2 separate regions of the Homo sapiens genome follow, and region 2 is linked to region 1. A link is a loop called in an ENCODE intact Hi-C map of the cell type or tissue named here. Cell type or tissue: MCF 10A. All regions are shown on one strand. Links, peaks and the distances in the headings refer to the core of each region. The heading gives the core; the rest is flanking DNA. Region 1 has its middle 160 kb from the start of PTBP2. Region 2 has its middle 140 kb from the start of LINC01787.

What was found. A loop is a pair of places that touch in the nucleus more often than their neighbours do. Peaks named below come from ENCODE experiments on the same cell type or tissue, not always from the same donor. Only the 100,000 strongest peaks of a DNase experiment are listed, where the experiment ranks them.
Region 2: a loop joins it to region 1, with 3 times the contacts of the local background. A loop is called at or near these places in 2 of 110 quality-filtered maps.

The regions. Positions count from the first base shown.
Region 1 is chr1:96,554,986-96,565,296 of GRCh38, reverse strand. No RefSeq gene overlaps it. Among named protein-coding and RNA genes, the nearest start is that of PTBP2, 160 kb to the left of the region's middle. In MCF 10A, for the core only: no CTCF peak of the experiment used is centred there; a DNase peak (open chromatin) is centred at 4,946.
Region 2 is chr1:96,230,205-96,240,515 of GRCh38, reverse strand. No RefSeq gene overlaps it. Among named protein-coding and RNA genes, the nearest start is that of LINC01787, 140 kb to the left of the region's middle. In MCF 10A, for the core only: a CTCF peak has its summit at 4,195 (motif pointing left); DNase peaks (open chromatin) are centred at 4,175 and 6,015.

The DNA of each region.
Region 1 (10,311 bases), core at 2,197-7,196:
TAGCACTTTGGGAGGCTGAGGTGGGAGTATTGCTTGAGCTGAGGAGTTCAAGACTAGCCTGGGCAACATAGCAAGACCTTGTCTCTTAAAAAAAAATAAGTAAATAATAATAATAAAAAAAATAAAAGTGGGGAAGTCAAATTATATTTGATTTTATCAGCATAATGATGACAATTAAATTCAAAAGTGAACAAATATCAGTAGGTACCCAAAGATCTAAAAGGTGTCAACTTTTAATATTGAGAAAACCTATCATTAGGTCATGCCAACAGTTGAACTAAAATAAGCAAAGAAAAGGAAAACAGCTGTCAGAACCATAATAGATACTTTATTTGTATACATTTAATTCTGAAATTTAAGAATGGTCAATTGATAGTAAGCATCCTATTATGATGAAAGCTTCAGTTCTCTCATTAGAAGAATCCAGATGGTAGGCCAGGCGTGGTGGCTCATTCCTGTAATCCCAGCATGTTGGGAGGCCAAGGCAGGCGGATCACCTGAGACTGGGAGTTTGAGACCAGCCTGACCAACATGGAGAAACCCCATCTCTACTAAAAGTACAACATTAGCTGGGCATGGGGTGCATGCTTGTAATCCCAGCTACTCGGGAGGCTAAGGCAGGAGAACTGCTTGAACTCAGGAGGCGGAGGTTGCAGTGAGTCATGATCACACTGTTGCACTCCAGCCTGGGCAACAAGAGCAAAACTCTGTCTAAAAAAAAAAACAGAAGAAGGATCCAACTGATGATAAATCATTCAATTTTATGACAATATTTTCATTCAGTTTTGTAATGGTATAACTTATGAATGACTAACGCTATATCTGGGTTGAATTGGGCCCACCAAATTATGAGACTGTAGGCAGAGGCAACTCACAATCTTTAGTTTGAATCTAATAGGTAAAAACTGATTAGGTAAATAGAAAATCTTCCCTATATTCTTAATATTAGCTATTTTTCTTTGCACATAATGTAGGTGACCAATAGATAAAGTTACATGAAAAAATCCAAGAAATCAGAGGTGAAATATCATTAGCTATAAGATGAGAAAGAAAAGATAAAGATATCTATGAAGAAAACCTAAAGGGACAAGTTCAGAGAGCTAGTAAGTCTGTCTGACCTTGATTGTAAGAGCAAAGACAGAAGCCTCAGACACCAGCTGGAAGGAACAAATGTGAAAAAGATGAAAAAGACAAAGAGCCAGAAATACAACTCTGGAATCATAACATGATAAGTTATCTTGAGTTCCATCAGTTCATCTTTTTTTTTTTTTTTTTTTTTTTGAGATGGAGTCTCGCTCTGTCACCAGGCTAGAGTGCAACGAGCCACCGTGCCGGGCCCAATTTATCTTTTTTTTTTTTGACGGAGTTTTGCTCTTGTTGCCCAGGCTGGAGTGCAATGGCACAATCTCGGCTCACTGCAGCCTCCACCTCCCAGGTTCAAGCGATTCTCCTGCCTCAGCCTCCTGAGTAGCTGAGACTACAGGCATGCACCACCACGCCCGGCTAATTTTGTATTTTTAGTAGAGACAGGGTTGGTCAGGCTGGTCTCGAACTCCCGACCTCTGGTGATCCGCCCGCCTCGGCCTCCCAAAGTGCTGGGATTACAGGTGTGAGCCACCCACCCCCCCGGCCCCCAATTTATCTTTTTAAATGTAGCAAATTCACAAATTAAGTAGATTAGTAGAGATACAAATAATTCTCTTGAATTCCAAAGATGATAGAAGTTAAACAAAATTTTGAAAAAAAAAATGTGAATCCAGGTAAAAACTTCAATTAAAGAACCAAAAGGATGTTTTATTCTTAGCAGAAATACTTATAAACTAAAAAGAGATTTGAAGAGTATTCAAGTAAATGCAAGTCCAGACTCAATTGACAGTCCCAAGATCGTTAGATTGATTTATCACCTAGCAAAGGTCAAATATTAAAACATGGGTAGGGAAATAATATCCTTTAAGAGTCTAAGGAGAGAAAAAATGTGTGATCTTAGCATAGTTTTTAAAAATATTAGCTCCAGTTGCAGTATTTCAAAGTATAGTAAAATTTCAGTTCAGCAGTAATTCCTGTTAACCAGAGTCTATTATCTTTAAAAAAACAGGTGGGGATAATTTTCAAGCCAAGACACTCATACACGAGTGATTTCAGTATGCATTTGGATAAACTGCTTCTTCCTTCTTTATCTCAATATTGGCAGCTCAATATTGGTATGTTCCAAAGCTCATCTCTCAGTTGATTGTTTGAAACTCAGAGTATATATTTTTAATAGCATCAGGATAATAATACTACTTTGCATGTGAAGCTCACAAAAGAACGGGACAGATCTGACATGCTCTGCATTGATAATAAAAAGAAGCTATAGGGTTATAGTACCAATGATTAAAATAAATGTTTAAGTAAAAGCAACGTTCAGATTCTTTGAGTTATCCTATTACCACACTTATCTAATCTATGATGGACTCAGAGACTTCTACAGTGGGGGCGAAAACCAAGCCTCCATTTTCACCTCTCTGATTGTTCACAGAAATGACTGATAATAGACAAATTAATAGGAGAAAAAGGCATATGAATTTATTTTATGTGCATAAGCACAAGGGAATCACAAGAGTATGATTACTCCTTAATCCAATGATGTTCAGATGCTTATATGCACTTCTTTATAGGGCAAGGGGAGATCGAAGTGTAGAAGTAAATAATTTTGCCGGGAAATGAATGAGCTTAAAGAACAGTGGCCTGGGACAAAGTTCCTCTGAGCTTTGGGGGAAGTGGTGGGAAGGTGAGGAGTGAAACTTCACTGTGAACAAAGGTTGTCTTATTATGCAGATAAAGTTTTCCAGGTAATCTTTTTGAGCTGTCTCAGAAGAACACATAAAAAGTGTGTCTGAGCACAGTGAAGACTCTCAGTGTCTTCTCTTTTCTGGTGTTAAAATTTTCCTGTTTATTTGATGAGATTCCTAGGGAGGGGGTCTTAAGACAATTGCATTTCTTTTGGAAAAAGGTTTTCCTAGTGATATAAGGGAATTCCAGAGAGAGTCCTTCCTGGTGCATCAGAAAAGAAAGAGGATCAGAGAGACAGGTGCAGGGCTTGGGAGGAAGATCAGAGAAAGACCTTGGTTCTGAGGCTTATTTCTGAGGTCTTTTAATTTCCCTTAATTCAAAGCATTCAGCATCCAAGACACCATATTTTGATGTATCATTTTTTAAGCCCCAATACTACCAATAGCTGAAGTTCTTCTAAAGTCCTAGAAGGCAAAGACTGAAAGTTTAATAATGTTTACATGGCAGAATATTAGTTTCAGGTTAAATTCATGAAACAGAAAGATTGGATATTTTACGAGATGTTAATTTGCTTTATTAAATAATGCTGTCTCTTCAATAATAATTTATGCTGCAGATTTATAATATTTTAGTATTTTAAGTTTTTATGAACTCTTATGTTGATACATTTGCTTTTAAGAAAGATTATTATCCATATTTACATATTATTTGATGGTAAGTCCTTCATTAAGAATACGGCATCCAGGCCGGGCATGGTGGCTCATGCCTGTAATCCCAGCACTTTGGGAGGCCAAGGTGGGTGGATCACGAGGTCAGGAGATTGAGATCAGCCTGACCAACATGGTGAAACCCTGTCTCTACTAAAAATACAAAAATTAGCCAGGCATGGTGGCACGCACCTGTAATCCCAGCTACTCGGGAGGCTGAGGCAGGAGAATCGCTTGAACCTGAGAGGCGGAGGTTGCAGTGAGTGGAGATCACACCAGTGCACTCCAGCCTGGGCGACAGAGTGAGACTCTGCTTCAAAAAAAAAAAAAATTAGTCAGACATGGTAGTGTCTACTTGGGAGGCTGAGGTGGGAGGATCCCTTGAGCCCTGGAGTTTGAGGTAATAGTGAGCTATGATCATGCCTCTGCACTCCAGCTTTGGTAACTGAGTGAAACCCCATCTCAGAAAAAAAAAAAAAAAAAAGAAAGATAAAGGAAAAAAAAAGAATACAGCATTCAAAATTCTAGGACGCTTGTTGACACCAACAACTAGTCTTCTAATATTTTAAACATCAACTGGGTGTCTAATAATTCAATTCAATTCTGTTACTATCTACCTAGAGCTAGCTCCAGATCCCACAAATTGAAGCAGCTCAGTCTTACAAGACCACCCTACTAGAGATGCCAGCTGCAAGTCTTGAACCACCTGCACTTCTTATTGACTGACTATAAATTGGCGGTTCCAATGACCTTCTCCTCATGTTTGATAATTATTAGAATGGGTCACAGAACCTAGAAAAAATACTTTATCCACATTTTCTGGCTTATTATAAAGGATATAACTCAAGAACAGCCAAATGAAAGTGAGGCAGAAGGCAAAATATGACAGGAGAAGTGGTACAGAGATTTCATGACCTTTCTGGGCACCTTAGTATGTTCACCAACCTGGAAGCTCTCCTAACCTTCTTGTTTAAGAGCTTTTATAGCACTCAATCTTCAGCCCCTCCTTTCCCTGGAGGTCAGGTGTAGGTCTGAAAATTCCTATTGTTATAGGATCCATAGGTTTGTATGACCCCTGCAGTAACAGACCAATTACACTGAGATAGCAGGCTTTGCAGCAGAGAAAGGATTTAATAATTGCATGGTGCTGAGTGAGGAGATGGGAGGAGACCCTGAAATCTGTCCCCCTGAGGAGTTCTGGGCCAGGACTTTTAAGAGGACCATGGTGGGTGAGGGGCTAGAAAATTGGAGTTGTTGATTAGTTAGGTAAGGGGGATGAAATCATCTGGATGTAGAAAATGCGTTTTTTCGTGAGTCAGCTTCTTGGGGAATTCTTCAGACCAGCGGGCATCAGTAGTTTCACTGGTATGCAGGATTGAAAAAATATTGCAAAGGCAAAACTTAAAGTTTCACAATGTTCAGGTTGTTATAATAGAGCAGTCAAGGGGAACTATGATCCTGTGACAGGGTCTACATGATTCTGATGAAACAGTCACCAAACAACCATGAGGAAGCAGGTCAGTGAGCCAGCTGGCCTAGTGATTAATGCTTAGTGTGCTGCAAGCTTGGTTTGTTTTCTTTCTCTCCCTCCCTTCTTCCCTGATTAATTCTGTAAAGTTTATAGGAGCAGTTTCACTTCTCTCTAATGGTTTGGTCTTTCTAGTGGCTAGCACCACCTTGATGCTACCTAGGATTCCCGCCCTAAGTCACCTCATTAGCATAAACTTAGGTGTGATTGAAAGAGACTCCTTATGAATAACAAAAGACTCTCTTACCACTTAGGAAATTCCATGAGTTTTAGGAACCTGGTGCCAGAAACAGAGACAAAGATCAATGAATGTATTCCTGATTTCACAACAATTATCAAGCTACTTTATAACTTAGTATCCAGAAATATTTTATCACCAGAAAAAGAAGGTTCAGTTCCCCACTTCCCTTTTATTTTGCATGAACATATTTTGAGAACTGATCCTTTTATAACTGAAGGAAAGAAATGGTAGCTATTATAAAGACTACAAAGGAGGAAAGGATGACTAAGGAAGGAAATAATTTTGGGAGACCACTCCATTTGACTAATTGAAAAGATACAGTCAGTTGAGGCAGCATGGCTTTAGAATTAGATAGATCTGCATTTGGAGCTCAGTTCTAGCCCTTTCTAGGTATGTAAACTTCATCAAGTTACATAATCTTTCTGGGCTTCAGTTTCTTCATCTATAAAATAGAGAAATAACAATAACAACTTTGCAGGGTATTTCTGAGGTCTATAGTTAAATTATTGGAGCACCAAAAGGATAGTCTTGATCTGAAGTTAAATTATTTGGAACATTTATTCACGGTTGTATGAAGAACAAAAAAAAGCGAAAGCAAATCGGCATGTGTCTTGAGTATAAACAATGAATCCCTAGGGAAAGCAAAATCTGCAATAGAGAGAAGAGAGAGAAAAGAGTTTCATTTATTAGGTAGCCAGACTAATCCTCCTGAAGAATGCAAGTGAAAACATGGGACTGTATATGTGTATTGCTGTTTGGGTCAAACGCTTAATCAGATTTCTAGAAACAAAAAAGCCTTAATTTGTTGTTGTTGCTGTTGAATATTATGGTGTAAATTCTCTCTCTATAGCTGATTTTAAGGTTCAAAGATGACATCACTGAATGCACATTTGGATAGAAATGTTAACAATTCAATCTCAGGATCCAGCATAAGCCAGCTCTAGCACGCCACTGTGTGTGTGTGTGTGTGTGTGTGTATCTTTTATATACATGTATATATATGAATAATATATGGACAATTCATATATGTATATAAAACACATAAAATCTTAAATGCATGAAATTGCTGACAAAATAGTAATAATTCATTAGAATAAAGTCTAAATAAAAGTTATTTAAACATTGATGCCACTTTTATCTTGAGGTCATTTGCTAAAGTTGATGACATTCAGCTTTGAACTGTGTTGCCTCCTGGGCCTGGGCAATGGCTGACTAAGCCTCAGGCTCATACAGGCAGGAAGCCTAAAAAGAGACAATCTCCCCATAAAAAAAGTCCGGGAGCAACATCCTCAGTGCAATCAGAAGGAATATCTCCTTTTCATCCTGCCATTGGAGACTGAGTGGACATTCATTATCAAGCTAATCAGATGAAGGGGGAAAACAAATTGCCTCTGAGAAGTTTTAACCACTAGCCAGCCCTCAAATGGATTGGTAGCCCACATGAGCGGTCCAAAACACTTGCAAACATGAAGTATCTCTACACACTTGGCATAAGAAAATGCAGATTATCTCCGGAGGAGAATGCGCTTTCAGCCCAGACTTCAAAGTATATCCACCAGTAGCTTTAGCATTTTTCAATTGAAAAAAAAAAAAAACCATTAAGTACAAAAGGAAACATGTCATCATGCATGAGATATTCAGAAATTAGATAAAGCAGAAACAGGTCCTCTAAGATTTCAAATATTGAAACAGAAAACAAATATGCCTAAAGAAGACAAAGATATTCTAGAAAACAGAAAACAAGAGATTACAAAGCATATCTTAAAAAGAATCAAATTCAATTTATAAATTTAGAAATATAATACTGTAAATCATTGCTTCTTCTAGATTAGCATGCATAAAAATTAACTGGATAGCTTGTCAAAACATAGATTCCTATGGGCCCTACTCCTGTTTAGTTGTTCTGAGGTCAGTTCTAAGAATTTTCATTTCTAACAAGCTCTCAGATGATACTAGTGCTGCTGGCCTGAAGACCACACTTGGAATAACACTATCGTAAATAAAAGAGCTCAATGGATTGGCTTGACAGCAGTTTAAATCAGCTAAAGAGAAAATGAATAAGCTAGAAGGAAGGTCAAAAGAAATTATTCAGAATGCATTCAGGAAATATAAAAAGACAGAAAATAGAAAAGAGAGAGATAAACAATAATGGAGAATGGAGCACAAGAAGAGAAAGAAAGGGTAGCAGAGGTCATATTTAAAGAAAATAATAATTAACATTGTTCAGAAGTGGTGAAAGATACAATTCACAGATCTGAGAAGTCAAATAAATCCCAAGTGGTATAACTTTAAAGAAATAAATAAATAAAGGAAAGATAATAAGCTGATTCCTCAACCAAGAAAGTGACTGGTTGGTTTCCTTGTTTTCAAGGAATGTGACTGAGAAGAAAGAAAACGCAGCATTCTGGAGATATTTCTCAGACATCGGTCCAGGATTCCTTCAACTGTGGCTCTGCATCATTAGAGATTTCACTGATGGTTTGCATATTGGTTTTCCTCTGATCATGGCATGAAACAGAGAAAGGGCATGTGTTCCCTTAAGTTGCTCTACAAATAGCTGGGGTTGAGTCAGTGTCTTTCTTATAGGAGGTGTTGTGAAAGAATATTCATTTGTTTCTGGAATCACACGTGAAGTTGGGGGTGGAGTCCTATGCATTTGCCGTATTGGGAACGATCAGAATTTGGTGTAGCCATAATTTAGGAGAGTTACCTGGAGATTTTCCTCTACCTGAATATGGTATTAGGTATTGTCTGGACTTAGGGATTGTCTGGACTGAACAGAGTGGAGTGGTATTCAGAGTTATTGTAGAAAAATTCATCTATCTCAAATTTGCTGGTTGTTCAAAGACTACATCTTCTAAAGGAAAATGAATTCTTTTATTTCATACACATTTTCAACAATAAGTATCAAAACAGAAAGAATCTTCTGTTAACCCTCACTAGGTGGGAAAATTACATTAGCAGAGAATTCCCTTCTCTGAGGCACTGTTGTTAACCTAGATTTTTGCTTTAATTTGCCTAAGTATTTATCTGTCTACCATCAAAGGACTAGAAAATTGTGTTAGTTATAAATAAATGGAAGCAACTGAAGACTAGCAGAGAAAATTGTCTTCTTACCCCCCTCCAATTAATTTCAGCAAATTAATTTTATGTCAGAATAAAAATCTATTTTGGTGATCTCATGGGATAATAAAAACATTACCTAGCTAGAAGAGTATAGCTCATTAAAAGGTATCACTCATTCAATACTTTCTTACATAAAGACTTATTGATTAGTGGGGACACAGTTTGCTGGACACTTATAAGTGTCTGGGTTATAAAGATAAATAAGAGAGATTTCTTTTTTTTTTTTTTTTCGTAGAGATGGGATCTCACTATGTTGCTCAGGCTGGTCTTGAACTCCTGGCCTCAAGCAATCCTCCCTCCCTGGCCTCACAAAACACTGGGATTACAAGTGGAAGCCACAAAGCCTGGCTAAAAAGAGAGATTTCTGTTTCTGTCTATGCTGTTATCAATGATACTAGACTATCTTTCCTGACATAAGTGACTTTAAAACTGGGCAAAATATATGAAACAACTATTTTCATTGGACAATAGTTGACACAACACTTGCCACCCTAGGGAAGAGGAAAACAAGAGATGAGCCTCATGACTGCCCTACCTTCTGCCTGGAGACAATTCCCTGAGCATGGTGTGAAGAGCTCGAGTCTGAGTAGAGCACTGTGGCCTCATTCAGCTGAGGAGACCAAGATCAACGTTTGGGTCAACTGAAATGGCTGGAATCTACAGGGTAGGGCATCAGAAATTGGGAACTGTGCAGAGTAGGACCCAGAAGTTTCTGTGTGGGATCCCCTGTGGATTTGTGGCTGATGACTGGGTTATATATATGGAGAGTGGGACCACTTCAGGATCACTAGAAAGAAAAACAGAGACACCAGTGGGTGAGCATCTGTGGGAAAAGCGTGCCTGAGAACACTGGAATTCTGGCCCTGCCAGAGTGGAGAGATCACTCAATACTTTCCTGCTAACACCCTTGCATGCAGCTAAGACACACAAAAGCTGTACTTTAGGAGTAAGGGGAACAACTTCAAGTAAGGCCTAAACTAGACCCTCCTTAACAAAACCTAAAATTGTGATTCAACGAGATCTTCAGAGGAGACAAAGTTCAGTTTGGATGTTCAGTCCTGGCAAGTTAAAGACATTTGTGAAACACATTAGGTTTTTCATGGATCTTAATAACAAACCAAGGTTGCTGTAGTACATAGTGATCAAACGCAATAGAACTGACTGATAACATAAGAATCAATAATCTTCCAAAGAAAATGACAGAATTGAGTTCCTACAATGTGTTAGCAACGATTCAGTATTCAATCAAAAATTGCTAGACATACCAAAAAATTTTTTTAACCAGGAAATTATGATTAATAGTCAAGAAGCAAAGCAGTAGATAGAGATTAACTCTGAGATGGGCCAGGAATTAGGTGTAGAAGACAGGGATTTAAAGTTCCTGCTCTCAAGGTCATTACAATTTGTTAAGGGAAGCAGATATGTTAAAAAAAAAAATTGCTGGCCTTGTGCAGTGGCTCACACCTGTAATCATAGCACTTTGGGAGGCCTACAGGCTGAGGCAGGAGGACTGCTTGAGCTCAGAAGTTTGAGACAAGCCTGGGCAACACAGTGAGACCTTTATAAAAGATTTAAAAATTAGCTGGACCTGGTGGCATGCCCCTGTAGTTTTAGCTACACAAGAGGCTGAGGCAGGAGGATTGCTTGAGCCTGGGAGGTTGAGGATGCAGTGAGCTATAATCATGCCACTGCACTCCAGCCTGGGTGACATAGCAAGCCCTGTCTCGTTAAAAAAAAAAAAAAAAAAAAAAATTGCTGTGAAGTGAGAGATGGGCAATACTAAATTTTGTAGTTGCTATAGTTTTGGTCCAAAAAAGGTAATGATCAAATCTGTGAAGTAGATTTAAAAAGAGTTCACAGACAAAGCATCTGAAATGGGCCTTAAAGGATAAATAGAAGTTTGCAAGGCTGTGGAGGGGGAATAAGGGCAGTTTCAG
Region 2 (10,311 bases), core at 2,027-7,026, 320 kb after region 1:
GGAGGAAAGGAAAATTGAATATTTGTAAATAGGCCAAATGATTACCATAATCAGATTATTCAAAAGTAAATGAAACTGCAGAATTTCTGAGTCTTTAATATATTAAAGTAAAATGTGACTCTCCCAGAGGGTGTTACACTAGGCAGACTGCCACTCCTATTTCAATCTGGGACCTTTTTTGTCTTCAATAATTTCATGGCACTAGTGTTTCATGAAATTCATATTAAGAAATTGTATATACACTAAAGGCTATTTTTAATTGACTATGTCTAGAAACAGAAACAGATAATATTGAATTCACAGACCCGAATAGCTGGTAAAATAATATGAACGTTCTTCAGTACAACACATAGATAATCCACATTGTTTGCTACTTGTTGATCAGCTACTATATGCCAAGTTTTGTACCGTATACTTTTGTGTGCATTTTCCCATTTAATTCTCATAAAGAAAAATACCAGGAAGATAAGTAATATTACTCCCATTTTATAGTTGAGAAAATTGGGACTTAAAGAGATTAAATAACTTACACAGGACCTCACTAATAAGCAGCAGTGCCTGGGTTTGAATCTTGGGCCACGTGGTACCTGAAGCCATCATGCCCTTTTAGTACAAGGCTGAGTGTAATCAGAACCTGTCTGGGATGACTAGTGTGTCATTCAGGATTCTCCGGAGAAACAGAAGCAATTATATGTATATACATATTGTATGTGTATGTCTGTGTGTGTACGGAGAAAGAGATTTATTCTACGGAGTTTGTCCACCCAATTATGGGACTGACAAATGTGAAATTTGTAGAGTGGGCCCGTGGGCTGGAAATTCAGATAAGAGTTGATGCTTCAATCTTAAATGCAAAATCAGTAGGGCAGGCCAGCAGGATGTAATCTCAGGCAAGACTTCTATATTATAGTATGAGGGAGAATTTCTTCTGGAAACCTCAGTTTTTTGCTCTTAAGGCTTTCAACAACTTGGATGAAGCCCACCTACGTTATGGAGGGTAATATGTTTCACTGAATGTCAACCAGTAGTGAATGTTAATCCCATTTACAAAAATACCTTCAGAACAGCATTAGACTAGTATTTGGCCAAACAGCTGGGCATCATAGCCTAGCTACCTTGGCACATAAAATTAACCATAACAAATGGAATAAAGTAATTTCTCTACCAAAGAAAAAAATAATACATAAAATATATAATCCACATTTTAATCTTGCTATATCTAAGATTAAAAGTTCCATTCAAGAAAGAGATTTTTGTCTTTGTTTCTGTACTCCTGTTCCTCATCATCTAAATTAATTTCATCCTGCGGTGCAGCAAAGCTGCCAGGATGCGGCTTTCACACCCGCACCCTCACCTATTCTCCAGCAAGATGCCCAAAGGACTCAGCATTAATCAACCCTCTAGTTTGAACTTGGTTTCATTCTTCCTTCATCTCCCTTTCTCCAGTTTCCCAACACTAACCCTTTCTATCAGAGCAATTTTTTTTAAAAAAGTTGCTTTTTAAAAAAGTAGTGAGGCCCTTTCTTTAAATAGTCTTTCTCAGAAGCCCCATGTGTAAAACAGATGATCAGATCTGCTGTTAAATTTGGAGTAGAGATCCTGGGACTCTCCCACTCCAGTTTTACAATCCCATCAACTTCTCCAAGCTGCTGTTTCATCCAGGGAAGGCAAGTGAGTATCATATTAATAACGCCCAGCTGTTCCCTAGGCTGATATGAGGGTCCCAGCATGCCTATGGGAGGTTGCCCCGCACAGCATCATATTAATCCCAAGCTGTCCCTGTGAATGGGGCTCTGACTTCTGCTGGGCCCTATATGAATGTTCCTGCTTTTGCCCTGTGTATGTTTTCCAGTTACCACCAGCGACTGCTTCAGAGCTTGTCATAAACTACCCAATATGACTCTGTTATGGAAGAATTTACAAGAGCTGCCCTGAAAATGCTGTGCTTTGGATCAATGACTTTTCAAGTGGCTTAGTGTTACAATGGCTCCATAACCATGTGTCAAACACACGCAGGAAAAACTAATAGTTATTGTTTGTTTACAATAGTCATGATTTTCTTGTACTAATAACACATTTACTTCAAAAGCGCCTCACGAAAAGCTGATGTCAAAAGGGCTTGTGGCCTGTGGTACAAAACCTGACAGTTGAAAATTTTTATTTCAGAAAACAAAGGCCTCCTTTTCCCTTGAATGAGTAGAAAATTAACAGTTCCAAAACAATAAAACTGACTTAATTGCTATATCATCAAAACATATTATTCATGCTTTAAGTTCTAAGTTAATTCCCTCCCCCATAAAAAGTTCTATCAATATTTTAGAAGTCCTCATTTTTCATAATCAATGTGCATTTTGTCAGCAACTGCATTCTGAGAATAAATCAGTAAAATGGAAGTTCTGTGTTGAGTGGCCTATGACATGGCATGAATACCCTTTATTCACCTTCTGAAAAGTGTGCCAAGGTCTTCTGAAGAAGATGTAAACTGTAAGAGCAAAACTGTCACATTCTTCACTTCTCCTGTGTTAGTATTTGTTTCATTTAGACTGAAAGAGTCCTGGTCAGACACCTTACCTATATTACATACTCGCTCCGACACAAACTGTTGCCACTGCTCCTAATGCCACAGTTAAAGTAAATAGCGATGCTCTTTTGATAAAGAGGTGCCTTGAGACCCTGAGGTTTGTCAGAGCCTGGTTCTGTTAACTGGTTCCTTGCCCGTCGTCCTTTATGCACTCCTAATGACAGTCAGGGATACCTGGTGGCCATCTACCAGTGAGTACAGTAGTCACTGTAAATTGATGTCTGGGTGAGATGACATGAGGCCCTGCAGAAAGGTGATCACCCAGGAAGTCATGTGGTACTACTGGGTCCCAGAAATGGTGTCTGAAAAAGCACTAAATAAAGCAAAAGACCTACTTTAAATGTGTAGCTGAGTCCTAGTACCAGTTGTAGTAAGCCTTGGGCTAGGTAGGGATAGGGTGGAAGGGAGGGTTACAATGGGGGTTGGCTGGGGATCTACCATTGTAAAAAGGTCTTACCCTTTACACCTTCTCTATTTTTTTTACGGTCTTGATTTCACACCACTCTGACTCATAATTTTTTATTGTGCTTTTCACCATCAGGTCAGCATATTTGTTTATAAAGTTATTTAATCTGCATTGTATCTCCCTGCTACCATATCTATAGATATATTTCTCACACACCTGTAGAATAAACTAGACATAGTAAGGCTACAATGACAAGGCCACTAGGGATGTGCTGGTGATGATGATGATGATGATGAAGATGATGATGATTTTTAGAGGGTTCATCTTCTTTGTGCCAGGCATTATTTTAAGTACTTTACATGCAGACCCTGGACATACGATTGCACAGAGTGATCCCTGCAACAGGATGGCCAGGAAAGGGTCACGTGAGCTGAGATCTAGCGGAAGCTTTGCTTGCCATGTTCTGTCTCCTAGAGAAGGGAGGTGTGCACCCTGAGAGGCATCTTTGTCTAATCTCCAAATGTGCTTCTGGCTAGTAGCAGCTATGTTTATATGAATTCACTCATTTTATCACCACAACAGTAGTTTGAAGTATTGTTATCAAATATGTTAAAATAAGAGGCAGCTGGTGTTCAATAAAATCCCTAAAAATATAAAAGGATGTGTTGGGATTTGAAAACACCAATAAGAGCAGAGTTCATGCTTTGGTGAGCAGCAGCCCAGGATACAGGGCCACTGCATCCTGACACTGCCCTTTTTCTCTGTGATGGCACTTGAAATGTTTACAAAAGCATGTGCATCTTTGTTCATGTACCCACCTTATAGCTAAAGCAAACTGCACTTCACAGAATTTCTGCAACATGCTCTAAAATATATCCTAAATTCTTTCTGTTCTTAATCTTTAGCAAATGGACATCAAATATGGGGAGAACACAGGTTCTCACACGTAGCTATGAGAAAACAAAATGTACTTTTAGCTTTTTATATTTGGCAGTGTCACCTTACTTATTCACACACTATCCAGTATACCCAGAAAGCTGTCTGAATGCACTGAAATGGTTTGTAAATCTTGGTGATAAGTGGTTTTTATTTAAATGTAGAAATGACACCTTTGTCCTCAGATAGTTGACATTAAAAGGTTTCTATGAGGAAATAGAGCAGTAAGAAGGACATCAATGTGATTTCGCCACCTTGTGGCAGCTGATTAATTTTCAGCTTCTTTAGATCTCTTGAATTTCAAGGACTTTCTTGCTGTTGATTATCTCCAGTTCATTTCTGAGGCAAAAATTCCTATGTGAATTTATCGCTAAGATTCAGCCTCTTTTCATTCTCAGGGTCATTCTCTATTCACAAGTTGTGCACGACACATTAAGCACATCACTGCTGATGGCCAGTACCCTCCCATTTCCTTGGTGGCTAAAAGCACAATGTAATGTATTAAAGCCAGAAGGAGTGCTATGCAAATACCAGCTAAAAGCAACCTACAGCCTATCTTAGGACACTGTATAGTTGTCACATACTCAAATATTGCTTATCACTAGAAAGTGGGTCATGGTCAAATCTCAATTAAGCATTTCTATCAAGACCTCCCACCTGCTACCTAGGCAGCATGCTGGATTTGGTGCCTTGCAGGTGCTCCAGTGGTGTCAAAGCATAGGGGTGACTCTCAGAATTAGAAAATAATAGTAGTAACATCTTCTGTGATTAAAAATTCATAACAACCTCAGAAGGAATGAGTCTGTGGGAGGAAAATGCTTCTAAAGAAAGGCAAACTTCTTCCATACAGGTCTTTGGCAAACACAATCATCTCAAGAAAAGAAAGGGGATTACAGTTTAAATATATAATAAAAAAGAACCGAAAAGTAATAAAACTTCAAAAGCTGTAATACACTGTGTTAATGCCACAAATGTTTCTATGGTATTTCAAAGTAACTAGAATGAGTACTTTTAGTAATTTATTCGAGTCAAGGAGATAAGAGCCTTAAACATACTCATTCTTAGCAAAAACATGCTGTGGAAGTTATTGATCTTTCTGATCAGAAAGGAGTACGTTTAAATGAAGAGAGTACATTCTTGAAGCCTCGCAGATTTACAGTTTTGAAGCTTTTAATATAATGTGAGGATATACCTTCAACTTTACTGAAAGGAGATGACTCCAAGAAAAGAAATATCAAGGAAAAAGGTCTGAAAAGAAAGCAGGTTATCTCGGGTGATTGTTCCGTGTCGTCAAGAAAAAGAAGAAAATAAATCTGACCAACATCTGAAGACAAACTCAAACCATTTCAAGCCACAGGGCAAAGGGACAGGGAGGCCCCTGGATACTTGAACAGACCCTCTGGACTGGGGCATCTGTGTGTAACTTATCAGAAGAAAAAAGGGTTTGCTATGACTTAGTGATAAGTGTGTCACAATGAGGGGCTTTTGGAACACAACTTTCCTAAGGCCCACTTGCACAATTTGAAGGCCTGGGAGGGGTTTCCATGGGAGGCAAACTATTTCTTAAGGATGAGAGAAAACTAGAGAGGAAAAGAATAGAGGCTATCACATGAGATGAATTGAAATTTGGACTCACAGCCAGACACTGAAGACCATAGAAAAAAAGCCCCAAGGACGTGAAAACCTGTTACTGTTTAATAAAAGGCTTCTGGCCAGCGAGTCTTAGAATAGATAAAAATGAAGCAATAATTAGCAGGATTTTAAATATCTCTCTAAAATATAGTACAAAGATTTTCCTCCCTTAGGAGGTCTATAACTAAAGACGGACATAAAACTGGAGGAAAATTCTGTTTCCAAGTGTCTGAGTGGCAGTCTGAGTAATTTACCAGGTTTCTGAGAAGAAAAAGAGAAACTATCCAAAATTTCAGTCAATATTTATCTCTTAGGTTAATAAATCTTGCTCTTGACCTCAAAAGAAGTCAATATCTCCTGATTATTATATGCAAGTGCCTCCTGGGCCTTTCTATTTGTCCAGACTCATTATGGAATGAGTCACCAGTTTCCCGAGAGCCCCTGTCTGAGGCATGGGTGTAGACTGAAGAATCGCTCGCATTTCAAAGGTGTGGGCGGGCTGCCAATAATTGGTGCTATCGCTCAACATTTACTTGAATCTCTAATTCTGACATGTTTGCTTTTTCATTTTAGGCTTTCGGGCTGGTGCTCAGAGATGAAGTGGGGCTGAGATATATTTGTGAAGCATTCAAAGGCTGTAAAAGAGACAGTAGCATGAGAGGCAAATGCAGAGGAGAAGAAAGTATGTAGAATTTAGAGAAAGAGGACCTAACTTTGAATCTGGCTTATGCCACCGAGTGGCTATGAATTAATCACTCAGTTTCTTTGCACTTTAGCTGTTGCGTCCGTTAAAGAGGGTGATAACAAACTTAAAAGGTTTTTGTGAGAATTAAACAGATCACAAAGATGGAAGTGATTTGTCAACTAAAGCATATCAGACATTGCCAATTGAATCCTAAGAAGAATATAAGTTTGAATTCGTCCCAATGGTGAAAGCTTTAAACGGGAAAAATAAAGCAGATCTTTTTTCTGTCTCTTTAGAAAAAAAAAATGAATTAAAAAATTTCATTAAAGGTGTATTTATCTGTTAGGGACATGATACTTAGAGACAAACTTTACAGTAGAATTAGGAAGTATGTATTTCCTTTTCTTCATACATTTCCTCTCACTTGAACAGCTTTTGCTGGGAATCAGACATCTTGGCTCAGAAATGATCAAGGTCAATGATTCTTTCCTTTCACCTTCCTCAAAACATTTTTCATTTAAAAAGTGCAGAGATGCTTATGTCTTTAAAGTTCTGTTTGGTGCATCAAGTTGACTTGAGGAATCTAATTTTGCCAGGGCAAAGAGAATATAGAAACACGGGATGACTAAGTCCTGTCATGTGGTTTTCTAGGGAATTCTACAGTTTGCCAGTGGAAGTTCAGCAAAACTCTCGCTCATTAGCCCATTGTTAAAATGATGCTCACAAGATCTTTTGCACTTTGTCCCACCACGATTCAAAAAAAAAATACTGATATAAAGGGACTAGACAATGAAATTTGGTGTATATTTGTTCATTTTATCTCAGATGTGTGTACAATATACAGACATTTCTTTCAGTTCTACCAGTTTGCATTTCAGAAATAAGATGTCAGCTGACCAGATCAGAACTGGAGAGCTGAGCCCTCTTCCCAGTTTAACCAGGAACTCGTTGGATAATTGCCTGAGTCTTTTTTACCTTTCTGTGACTGAAGTTCTCAGGGATAGCATTTGACCATCTTTCCCATCAAGCCCTGCCCAAATATAAAGAATGCTTTAAATATTTATTATTTCATAGACTAAAGATGCTCTGCACTCTGATGGAAAGCATGTGTTTTTCACATTTTAAACAGCCCTCTGAACAAACCTCATGATCAGATTGGTGAGTAAAGTCCTGTTGAGAACAACGGTTCCTTATCTATATCCTAAAGGTTCATTTATGGTTTACTTTCCATTTTCAGAAGTTAATTAAACATTTTTTAAACTAAAGTATCTAATTTATCTATGGCCACTGCAAAATTTAAAGAGATGTGGAAAGAACAAAATTAAAATTTTATTATCAAAATGTAATGTTTATCCTCCCCTGCCCCCCCTTTTTTTTTTTTTGATATGGGGAGTCTGGCTCTGTTGCCCAGGCTGGAGTTCCCTGGCATGATCTTGGCTCACTGCAAGCTCCGCCTCCCGGGTTCACGCCATTCTCCTGCCTCAGCCTCCCGAGTAGCTGGGACTACAGGTGCCCACCACCATGCCTGGCTAATTTTTTGTATTTTTAGTAGAGACGGGGTTTCACCATGTTAGCCAGGATGGTCTCGATCTCCTGACCTCATGATCCACCCGCCTCGGCCTCCCAAAGTGCTGGGATTACAGGCGTGAGTCACCGCGTCTGGTCCCCACTTTTCTTTAGTTTACTATATATTCTAAAATTGTAAAAGTAGCACATCTTCTTCATATGATGCAAATAGTACTAAGGTATTAGTTGTCTATTACTAGTACTAGGTACTGGTTGATGAGGAAAAGTTTACAATCTTTCCCATGCTCCTGAGGTAACCGAAGTGACAGTCTGATATGAATCATTTGGCACCTTCCTCCATACTCAAACAAACATGTACAAACAAATGATAATTTTAGATTTTTTTAAACAAAAATTGAGTCATACTATATGCATTATTCTGAAATCTCACATATTTTATACTGTTAAACAGTTAAATTTACATATCCATTATAAATTTATATGAATATATTTAAATAATTCTTTTTCCATAGTAGTGTATGCTTGATTGTATCAGTGTTGGGGCTAAAAATGACAAATATTTATATCTTATAGTTTCTGAGTATCAAGAATCTGGAAGAAGCTTAGCTGGGTGGTTCTAGCTTAGAGTCTCTCATCAGGCTGCAGTCAAGGTGTTGGCTGAGGATGCCGTAATCTGAAGGCTTGAAGAAGGCTGGAGAATTTGCTCTCAAGATGGCTCTCTCGCATGGCTGTTGGCTGGACCTCTTAGTTCTGCTGTTCAAGAAAAGAGGCCTTCATTTCTTGACACGTTGGCCTCTGCATAGGACTGCTTAAATGTCCTTACCACACGGCAGTTGGCTTACCCCAGGGTGAGTAATTCCATGAGAACAAGGCAGAAGATTATCTTTTATGACCTAGCTTTGGAAGGCTCACAGCATCATTTCTATAGTATAACTAAGGAACACCTAAGTTTTTTCTCCTTTTTACCAAGACAAAAAGAGCTGATAATTTTAGGGATGGATATTATCATTCTTTTCATATTTCCTTTTATAATAGTACAATTGGGCAGGGTCTAAAACTAAATAGGTCACACAATTTGGGGGTGCAATTGTAAAACTATAATTCCTCTAGGAATGAATATATAAAAGTTTCTATCAGAAGACAAATAAGAGGAGCTTATTGTTGATAAACAATACCTTTTATTATTCTTGATTATTGTGGTTTCTATATACCAGAAAACGAAGCTGTTTTACGCTCTTGCTATCCACTACCAGGTGCAAAACTTTTATTCACTAAATTTTGTAATTATCATGTTTTCTTTCTAAGGGCATCTGTTTGAAAACCAGGATAAGAGTTGTTCCTGTAGAAGCCTTCTCCTCTTAATAGTACTAATTAACATTTATTTAGCCTTTACTTTGGTGCCAGGTTATCTGCTAAATACTTTGTAGGCATTATTTCATTCAAACCTCTTAACAATTTATGTGTATAAACCATTTTTCAAACAAACAAACAAAAAATGAATCTTAAAAAGTTGAGCACTTACCCAGAATCTCACAACTAGTACATGAAGCAACTGGGGTACTGACCACGTAAATCTGACTCCAGGGCCCAAATTGGCAATTACTACCTGATATGGTTTGGCTGTGTCCTCACCCAACCCTCACCCTGAACTGTAATAATCTCCACGTGTCAAGGGTGGGGCCAGGTGGAGATAATTGAATCATTGGGGCAGTTTCCCCCGTACTGTTCTTGTTGTAGTGAATAAGTCTCACCAGATCTGATGGTTTTAAAAGTGAGAGTTCCCCTACACAAGCTTTCTGGCCTGACACTGTGTAAGATGTGCCTTTGCTTCTCCTTTGCCTTCCGCCATGATTGTGAGGCCTTCTCAGCCATGTGGAATTGTGAGTCCATCAAATCTCTTTCTTTTATAAATTACCCAGTCTCGGGTATTTCTTCATGGCTTTATGAAAATGGACTAATATACTACCCCATTCTGCGTCTCAGTATCAGTACCATGAAACATGCCTAAAGTTGAGAGTATTTGAAGACATTTGTAATATGTAATAATTGTAGGAGGGGAGGTTTTTACTTTCACAATAATTTAAAGCTTCTTTATCATCTGTTTTGCTTTGGCAATGAAGTTTTTCAATGTTAATAATTTCAAGGATAGATTTCTGCATGCAGGAAAGATTATTCAGAGTTTTAGTTTAGCTAAAAATATGTTTGAATTATTTGACTTAAAATTTGAAAGCTTAGCTGTTGCATAATGTTGTATTTATACGTCTAGCAAATGTAGCAATCACTTTTATGAGGCCTTTGATTAATGTTTAGTTCCATTTACAAACTAGTTAATTAAACTCCTTTAAATATTTTACACCAAATTTATAAATTAAATGTATTTGATTTCTATTTAGATACTTCAAATGTGTGATTTAAAAGTAAAATTTTCCAGAACATTTAAAATACCTCTAATGCTTCTAATAATTAAACCTGGAAATATTATGAACCTTAAGTTCTCTTAAATGTTTTAATACTATATAAGCTACTGCAATGACTATATAAACT